Linked DNA regions of Homo sapiens: region 2 is linked to region 1. Evidence: chromatin loops called from intact Hi-C (ENCODE). Cell type or tissue: PC-3. All regions are shown on one strand.

Evidence for each region. Hi-C counts contacts between places; a loop is a spot of excess contacts. Peaks named below come from ENCODE experiments on the same cell type or tissue, not always from the same donor. Only the 100,000 strongest peaks of a DNase experiment are listed, where the experiment ranks them.
Region 2: it touches region 1 in a loop (4-fold over the local background); 10 of 110 quality-filtered maps call a loop at or near these places.

Annotation. Positions count from the first base shown.
Region 1 is chr12:89,633,797-89,638,796 of GRCh38, forward strand. ATP2B1 (ATPase plasma membrane Ca2+ transporting 1) reads right to left here. Exons shown (of 21, transcript NM_001366521.1): 4 at 1,201-1,455; 5 at 982-1,107. Among named protein-coding and RNA genes, the nearest start is that of ATP2B1, 73 kb to the right of the region's middle. In PC-3, no CTCF peak of the experiment used is centred here; DNase peaks (open chromatin) are centred at 2,835 and 3,155; H3K4me3 peaks cover 675 bases; H3K27ac peaks cover 2,005 bases.
Region 2 is chr12:89,699,184-89,704,183 of GRCh38, forward strand. The region is part of intron 1 of ATP2B1 (ATPase plasma membrane Ca2+ transporting 1); the gene reads right to left. Among named protein-coding and RNA genes, the nearest start is that of ATP2B1, 7.2 kb to the right of the region's middle. In PC-3, a CTCF peak has its summit at 2,830; a DNase peak (open chromatin) is centred at 1,198; H3K4me3 peaks cover 643 bases; H3K27ac peaks cover 443 bases.

The DNA of each region.
Region 1 (5,000 bases):
CTGACAATGACAGAAGACTACATGTAGAAGGCTACATTTGGCTTTCCCAAAACTCTAGTATAAATTCAATCTGACAAGTACAGTTCTGATAGACAATTTCATAAATTCCATATAGAATACTGGGAAAATAAGAATAGGAACCCCAGAACCTAAAAGTTAGAATAATTAATATGACTTGGGGGTCAATTTGTGATACTATAGCTTTCTCTCATTCAGTGTTTTGGAAGCGAACTTGTAATTTTTCCCACCACCCCTTCCATTTCATATTTACTTAGTTCAACTTAGTTCAAGCTATCACAATGAGGTTACTACAAGAGCCTCCCAAGCTGTCACCCTCCATTTCAAACAGTATCCTCACCTATCCTTCCCTTCTCCAATCCCAGAACATATCTTAACCATTTGCAAATTCAATTCTGACTAGATGGAGGTGTGACTGCTAGACCTACTCTTGGTTAATCATATAATACTAAATAGTTTATATCTCAAACTCATTCTTCAGCAGTTAAAGGAGTTGGATTAGGTAAACTTTAAGGATTTTACCAGTTCTTAAGAAAAAACAACCTGTCCTTTGTAGAGCATCACAGAGAATTCATTAATTTGCTTTAAACATATATTCATTCTTTAATTTTATACTTCAATAGGCATTAAAAATAGTCATGATACAGAATAACAGACCAACTCAAGAGATATCATTAGGCCTATATTTCAGTTTTATCATTACACTAGCATGAATGCTGAATCTCAAATCTCTTGATTTTTTGGACTCTGGTCCCTCATTTGTAAAATATAGCTCTGCATTCAAAGTTTTCTAATGTTTTTGTCAGCTTACCAAAAAAAGTCTGCAAGGATTACAACAGTAGAAGGTAGCATAAAATACAGATTCCTCTTTATATTATTGACTCTTAGGAAAATGGTGTTTGCTGACAATGGTACATAGTTGCGAAAGAGGAAAGTGTTCAAAGATATAAATGAAATTTTTACCTGATAGAAGTAAGGGATCCTTATCTAAAGACTTTTTAACATGATCTGATTCACCAGTCAATGAGCTTTCATCAATTTTAAGATCGTTGCCTTGAATAAGTATGCCGTCAGCTGGAAGAAGATCACCTAAAATAAAAAGCATGATATACTAAACTTATAAACAAGATTACAGTAATTTTATGTTTAGTGTCAGATGTACTGCTCTTTTTACTTACTTACCATATTTCACTTGAGCAATATCTCCAACAGTAATGTCAGCTACAGGTATCTGAATGACCTGACCACCCCTGATGACAGTGAACTTCTGTTCTTGTTCAATTCGGCTCTGCAAACCTCTAAACTGTTTTTCCTTACTCCAGTCATTGAAAGCTGTTACTAACACCACACACACTACAGACAAGAGGATTGCAGCTCCTTCAATCCAACCAGTTTCACCTTCACCTTCTTCCTCCCCAACAGAAACTTCTCCACAAACTATTTGGAAAGAAAGAAAATGCTTATCAAAAAGATTCTGAATTGATGACAACATACATATAGTACGTCTAAATCATATTTTTGTGTTAATTATGTTTATCAATTTTACTTATAGCAATAAATACTTTATTAAATTCAAAGTATTCCATAAGAACTCTATGTCACTTTCAAGTTCCCTGCTTCTGTAATTCTTAATCTCAGTAGAGGGAGGCAGTCTAGGTAGGGTACTAGTTAAGAGTAAGGACACTGAAGGAGATGAAATATCAGTCCTAAGGCAAGTTACTTAATTTTTGAGACTTGGTTTCTTCATCGTCAAATTATGATACCACCAGCTATTCCAGAGTTATTGTGAGGATTAAATGTGAGGATACTGGTAAAGTAGGTACAGCAGTGGCTAAGGCTTTCTTCGCACTCAACCAAGAGCTAACCATATTAATTATTACATATGATAGACAAGATATACATGAGAAGTTAGTATTACGTGAAACCCATGAATCATGCTTATTTACTATGTCATTTTTACTGAAATGTGATTAAAACTTGGCTTTTATAACATGAAAAGTTAAGCAAACTGCTACTTGTTATTCCAACCATTTGAGCACAGGCTAGGTGCCAGACACTATTTTAGGGGCTAGAAATACAGTAGTGAGTAAGACACACAAGCTCTCTCTCCTCATGGAATCCATACTCAGACTGGGGACGGTATATGAAGAATTCAGATAATAATACACAAATAATTAATTTCACATATCGACAAGTGCCATGAAGAAAAACATAGTGATGTGCTATTAAATGAAAAAAGAGGGATAACTGAGGTTCAGTGAGCAGAGAAGGCCCCATTGAGGTATGCATGACATTTGAGCTACCAAATATTGGTAGAGAACCAGCCATCTAAGAAAAAAAAAATCCAGGGAGAGATTAAAATCAGTACAAATGGCAGAATAGAGATCAGAAAAGGATGTGGGGTGGGAGGTGGGGAGGGGGGAGAGAATGAGCCAAAACTCTATAGTCAATAATGGTGAAGAATAACAGAACAGTGCTTTTTGACTTCGGGCTGTAATCTAGTTGTGAGTCCAAAATCAATTCAGTGGCTCATGACCAGCATTCTGAAAAATGGAACAAAACAAAATAGAAAGGATATGTATGTAGTAAGGATAAGTATTATTTCCTGAAACGCTGATTACTTATAAATTCGCATGAAGGAATACAGGCTTCTGGGTTGCTATGTGAAGTTATTTCTTTTTAAATTGAATTGAAATGTCTGAAAGCCATTGGTTCTCTCAAACAGACAAAGCAGGAGGATTATTCAGAAGAAAAGAATGAGTAAATAAATGACACTAGAAATGACTAAAGCGTGTTCTAGCATGGTGAGTACAGACTGAAGAAAAAATCTGAGGTGTGAGGGTGCTGACTAAAAAGCAATCTGGGAGGGAAGACAGGGAATGAAGTAAAATCAATTGGGGATGAAATGGAAGACTTGACGTGAACAGTTACAAAAAATATCCTGAGAACCACCAGCAGGATTCAACTGTGAGGTACAAGCAGGATAATCCAACAGAACCCCCTCCAACACAAATACCAGAATTTCTATTTTAATTATTTTCAAGCTCAAGAAATCACCATGTGTCATTGTGTATAATAACCAGTTAAAGTGATTTTATGATTTACATTCTGTTTAACAGTCAAGGCTGTAAGAATGACTCTCCCCGCTCCATTCCTCCCTCTAGCCAGAAGACAGGAGATTAACTCTGAATTAGAGCAACTCTGGACTCAGAATCAGATGATAGAACACCATGCTGACCACTTTCACCAACTTGGAAACACAGCTAACATATTATCCAAGTGAAGCATTTTACTGGGTTTTGATGTCATTTATTACACAAAAAATGCAATACTTTATAACAGCATATAAAAACAACAGATTGACATCAGACAATGGAATTTACCAGTCATATTTTAACAAATACCTTTGCATAACTGGTGGGTAGGTATCATGAAAATGAGTATGATTTAGTAACTACACTTTTCCCACTTGGATTTATATAATGTTGTGTTTCTTTTAGCTGCGAGACATTAAAGCCAACTTCTGAAATTAAACTTAGACCTAAATCAGGTTAACAATAATGTTTTATGGCTACAAGAAGAAAGCAAACATTAAATTTTAATTTTTTCTTTTTTGAGACAGAGTCTCACTTTGTTGCTCAGGCTGGAGTGCAGTGGTGCCAATGTGGCTCACTGCATGCTCAAGCAATCTTCCTACCTCAGCCTCCCAAGTAGCTTAGACCACAAGGCGCATGCCACCACGCCCAGCTCATTTTAAAATTTTCTGTAGAGATGGGATCTCGCCACATTGCCCAGATTGGCCTCGAACTCCTGGCCTCAAGCAATCCTCCCACCTCAGCCTCCCAAAGTGCTGGGATTACAGGCATGAGCCACTGTGCCCAGCTTTATCTTTTACTTTCAATTTCTATTTTTTCTATATGCTGAAAATATACAAATTATATAGTTATAAATATAATTAATAAATGCATCATTTGGAGGTATGTGCTCATTTTTTTCCTGATAGAGTAAATAACCAAAAAAGTTTAAAGACCAACACAACAGAGGTTAAGGAGGGGAAAGAATTACGGACAATTATACAATTTTCAGCTCTGAATCTGACATGGATATCCATCACTAAACTACTGAATATTTCAAAAGAGAACTTGAAGCAAATTAATGACATATATCATTTCATATATAGTTCTACTCTACATCATACAGATAAGACCAAAATAATCTTGAAATAGTACAAAATATAAATCCTTTCCTACTGACAATGATTACAAATTTTTAGAGAAGTTATAGGGGAAAAAGGATCAAAGTTACAAAATGACTACAGCTTACAGTTATATATATGTATAAATATATAAAGAATTTTAACAATGTTTTCAGTAAAGTCCAAGCTCAAATATAATAATAAAAACCTGTATTATCAAAGGTATTCTCTTGTAAATATATTCAACTGAGAGACATGCACAATCTAAATTCAGTCAATACTCTCTACCACAAGGCAAATATTCCATTTTAAAACCTCCTAGTTGAGCTATTCATTGGGTGATGTACCAAGTTTGTACATTAACAGTACAGAGAAGTAGTTCTCAAAGTGCTGTCGTGAAACCTGAGAGGGATTCCTATTTTCATAATTTGAAGACATAATTATTGGTCTCATATTTCATTAATGTGTAACATAATTTTCCAAAGATTACACTGCATGTGATAATGTGACATAATAAATACAGAAGCAGACAGGAGAACCGAGCTATCTTCAATAAAGCTGGGCATTAAAGAGATATGACACCACTCTTTACATTATTTCATTTAAAAATTCATTATTGAGGGAACATTTTTCATCAAAATGCTATCTATGTGAATATACAATAGATTATTATTTAAAAATGCACTGATAAATATTTTGTCCAGCTTTACTGCAGTATGATTGATAAAACTGCATATAGTTAGGATATACAGCAAAATATTTTGATATATGTATATGCTGTGAAAAG
Region 2 (5,000 bases), 65 kb after region 1:
AGTCTACTAAGTCAACGCCTTCTAAAATTTTGGTGTGGGTTTCTCTTCTCCCTTGTGGATTTATGGCTTTTTTAAAAAAGAATTCCCTTATTCTCATTTTAGTATATGTTTGGCAAGAGGCAGAGTTAAATGCTAGTAATATGCCACTTGTTTAACTGAAATCTTAGATAATTTAGCTTTTCAATAAATGTATTTATCTTCATAAATCAAACACGGTGTATCACAGACGAAACGTCAAAATGATGACAAAGTAGTTAAAAGACAAAATTGGAAGGCAAACCTAACAGAATAAAGAAATAAATGGTTGAAAGTTTGGGGGGAGCGGGTAACCTGTTTTTGCTATACAAATTTTGTTAAAAGCCAAATTTTCAAGAGAGAAAAATCAAAACCCCCTGACTTTGTACTTTTTGAGGAGTTAAAGAAACCAAGTGATTTATCCAAGACAAGTGGGCTTTTTAGTGGTGAAGATAAATTTCACATTTAAATCTGGTGAGTCCTTAACATATCATGGAGTAAAAACCAAAACCAAAGGAGACACAGGCTCTGAGAAAGGTGGGTATTTCTAGCAAAAGAAATGCTGTCAGCAGGAGGGCCGGAGGTGATCAAGTTCCAGCATTAAATTATGTACATAAAAACAGTAGTGCTTAAGCTCAAAGGCAGGGTCATCTATTTTTTGAGACAGAGACGGTCTCCCTCTGTCGCCCAGGCTGTAGTGCTGTGGCACAATCTCAGTTCACTGCAACCTCTACCTCCTAGAATCAAGCGATCCTCCTACCTCAGCCTCCCAAGTAGCTAGGACTACAGGTACACGACACCATGCCTGGCTAAATTTTTTTTTTTTTTTTTTTTTAGTAGAGATGAGGTTTTGTCATGTTGCCCAGGCTGGTCTCAGACTCCTGTGGTCAAGCAATCCTCCTGCTTCAGTCTCCCAAAGGGCTGGGATTACAGGCAGGAGCCACTGCGCTCGGCCAAAGACAGGGTAACATAAACTTTACCCTAAATCCACTGTGCATGCAGAAAGGGGTTGACTGACGAATCCTTGTTTTTCTGAGACTCGACATGCAGACAGTTTGATGCTAGAGGAGCTCCCTTTCCTAGGCTTTGTCATATTTCTTTCCCATTCACTGACTGACCTTCCTTGTTTTCAGCCCTCTATTTGCACTGGTACCCTTTAACTCAGTAGTTCTCCGCTATGGTATTAGTTGTCAGGAGTGTCCACACTTAAGTACCTTAAGTTCATGAGTCATTTTTTAAGCAAACAAAAAAGAGTAGTTATAGCACTTACTTTCTTTTGAGCATGAATAGAGAAGAAAAGGACAGAAGTATAGCAAAGAAATTAAAAATCTCTTAGTATTAGAGGTACTAAAAAAATCTAGATATTAGCAAGGGAGAATGGAGTATATGTCAGTATCATCCATGAGTGTCCCAGTAGAAAAACAACTTACTAATCTAACCAATTTCACTTTTGCTGATTCCATTCATCTCTACCTTCAGATTTCTTTTTATTTTCTTCACTACCAAAACCACTCCTGTGCTACTCTTTGACCAACAATTTTATTATGATTATTATTGCAACGTCAATTAAAGCAGGAGCAAGTCTTAGAACTCCTTCCACAATACCTTACCAACAATTAGACCTATAAAATTTAAAAGGTTGGGAGAATACTCAATAGCAGTGCACCTGTAAGGTCTCAGCTGTGCTAATCATAGGAAAATGAATAATTTCTGGAGAACAACTCTTATTTTTTCAAGCATTTTTAAATATAACAGCTTACATACTAAAGCTATATAAATCTTTAGTTACTTAAATGTCTAAAATTACTACTCTATGTATCACTCAGACATTCAATAGAAATGATAAAGTCAAATACAGGCTTTCCTTCTTGACTTCTTGGCAGCTGGAAGAATAATCCATTGCTATACTCTAATACAGACCATATACCTACTCTTCTTCCTGATGCCTAGTGATTCTGTAGCAGGTCATGATCTAACAGTTTGCTCTCAGTTCATGGAACGGCAGCAATGATATGATGCTCAGTCTTTGGTCTGTCTAAATGTGCCCATTCTTCAAAACTCAGCATTACTCCACCCTTTCCCATCATCTCTCTTTGATTTTCTGGTCTGAAGTCCTCCGGGTTGTACACTTCCCATTTATTATCCCTTTGTCTTAGTAATTCATTTGGAGATAACATAAAAGAACTGAGATAAGATATAGGGTTCTATATCACGATATATAGAACTTTATCCAGCAAATGTTCAGGTACTATTTTTTTTGGCATATTGGTTTAGGATTTAGACATTGTGTAGCTTCTGTTAAAGTAAAGCAGAGAAGGTTAAGGAAATTTTTCTGGGAGATTTTTAAAACCTTTTTACCTTTGGAATTTTAACCTTACTCAGATGGGTTCATAAGGCAATGTTTTATTTCTGGAAGATAGCTACATACATTTCACAGAATGTTACTAGGACAGTAGAATTTAGCTTCTCTACAGGCAGGACTTTTCCACTTCTGAATTTCAATGTGGCAGTTAATTTGGTTTTTTTGTTTGGTAAACAGGTTCTTTGCTGTGTCACCCAGGCAGCCTCGAACTCCTGGCCTCAAGCGAACCTCCTGCCTCAGCCTCCCAAAGTGCTAGGACTTATAGGCATCAAGCACAGCATCTGGCCCCTAAGGGTCCTATCAGGTGAGAGGAAAAACACATACACATTCACAACAAAAGGATGAGGGACCACCAGACTCTAAGACCGTCACACAGTGGACAGTCAGCAATACTACAGTATGCAACACAGCTCTCAACTCCAGGAAACACAATTCATTTTGTGTTGTATGTGAACAGCATCCCCTGGAGTTGTGCAAAGCAGTGATCCTGGTACACAAAGTTAACAAGGTGAGATGTTCCACTAAAGGGAGTTTTGTGAAATGAGAGGACAAAACACTAGCCACATTTAGATTCAGCCCTTATTAGCACCTTGAAGTACCAGAGAAGTTCCAAACTGCATAAACCAGCATATCCTGGAGTTTGGTTGTGCCTCTTTCCCCCAGGAAATCCCTATTAATATTTTTTGGAACCAGCATTCTAAAACACAATTTAGAAAACACTGAGCTACTTTATAAAAGGCCTTCAGAGTCAAGTTGTATTTTGATAAAGAGAAAAATAAAAAAAAGATGAAAGTTTTAGTGAAGAAACTGTGGTTTAAAATAGGTTATTGAAAAACAAAAGAAAATTCTGGCACAAATATGAAAGGTAGATTAAAGCAGCAGATCTGAGAGTTTTGAGAGTACAAGATTATTATTTAAAATCCTCCTGAGAGAGAACTCACTCACAGGGTTAATACAATGAATAATAGATCCACATTGTTAATAAAAAAGTATTTAAAAAGCATCTTTCAAGTTAAACAGTCAAATCTTCTTTAAGACCTATTTTTTTCAGAAAACATAAATTTGACTCCTAAATTTATCAGGTCTGTACAGTAGTCATGCCAGTTTACAGTTAGGCAGTGTAATCTCAGATTTCACAGTGTAAGCAAGCATTGGTCCATTCAACACTACCTTTATTTGTTCCCTCAGAGGCCCAGGTGACAGTAGTATTACTACAAAAGCAGGTATCCCATATTTTAAGAAACCATATTGTTGGAAGTCACTGTACTTAGAAATACCAAATATTCTTATAACTAAAAACACCACATACGATTTGGAATAGCTGACACTGTCCTAGGAAAAATTTAATAGAAAATAGCTTTTAAAAATATGGCAAAAAAAAATGTGCCCACAGTTTATTTGGACCTCTCTGCCAAAAATATTTATTAATTTAGATTACCATAAGCTTTAGTAAATTACAAGCTATGATTCCTAAATAAACCTTAAGGTGTAGCCAACAAGACTAAGTTTTGGAACAAACAAAAACAGGTTCCCAACAGTCTTGAGATGAACCTGCTTTGAAATTAATTTTATTATAAAATATATTTTAAATGCAGATACAGGCTATTTGCTATACTGTTATAAATGAAGCAAAAAACAACTGCATTTCAAAACTGGTCTTAAAGAGGAAAATTATTAAAGGCAGGTAATTCACGTGGATATGGTATTAGATAAAATAGTTCCAAAAGTCAGAGTAGATTGGTGAACTACACAAACGGTTATTTAACATTTAAGTGAGACAGCAGTAACTTCTGTTTTAATGCATAAAATAGTAAATTATCAATTAGTATGCTATCACTAATATTCTTGGAAGATCTACTTGCTGTTTTTGAAAGAGCAACTGCTTGTTAACTAAAATTAAAGAGAGCTATCTATCCACTAACTTATGTCCTTTTAGTCTGAAGGAATATCCGATCTTTTCTTCTAACAAAGAGCTAGACTAAAGGATAAACACACACTACTGTAAGGATACAGCATGCATTATTTTTATGAATATAAACTCTGGTGTCTAAGTCATTTGAAAATGGCAGACATTAAGACATGAAAATAAAAGAACATTCTCTAATAGTTTACAGTGCTTAATAAGTAACTTAAGTAACCACAGATGGATCTTCTGAAAGACTGGGCATACATAGATAACAGAAATATTTTCAATTTATCAGTTCTAGGATTGTCACAAAAACCATCGACATCAACAAATCAAACTTTGCTACTGATTTAGGTATCTCTACCATGTAACTTTAACTTAGTTATAAATGCAATGTCAATGTTTCTCAAAATGCAGACTACTGTAGCATTTGGCCCCACCTCAAATCTGCTGAATCAAAATTCCAGGGGCAATGCCAAGGAATCTGCACTTTCAGTAACTCCCCCAGGTGATTCTTCATGCACATTAATGCTGGAGAACCACACCTTTCTTGTGAGATTTATAACCAGGTTTTGGATTTCAGGAACTAAAACCTCCTCATTTGGAACCTTTTAAACTAAATTTCATTACAGAACAAATGAATATTTCAAAGAGATTTAGGTAATAAACATGTTATAGTATAAAAACAAGTGCATAAAAAGTTACAGCAGAAATTTA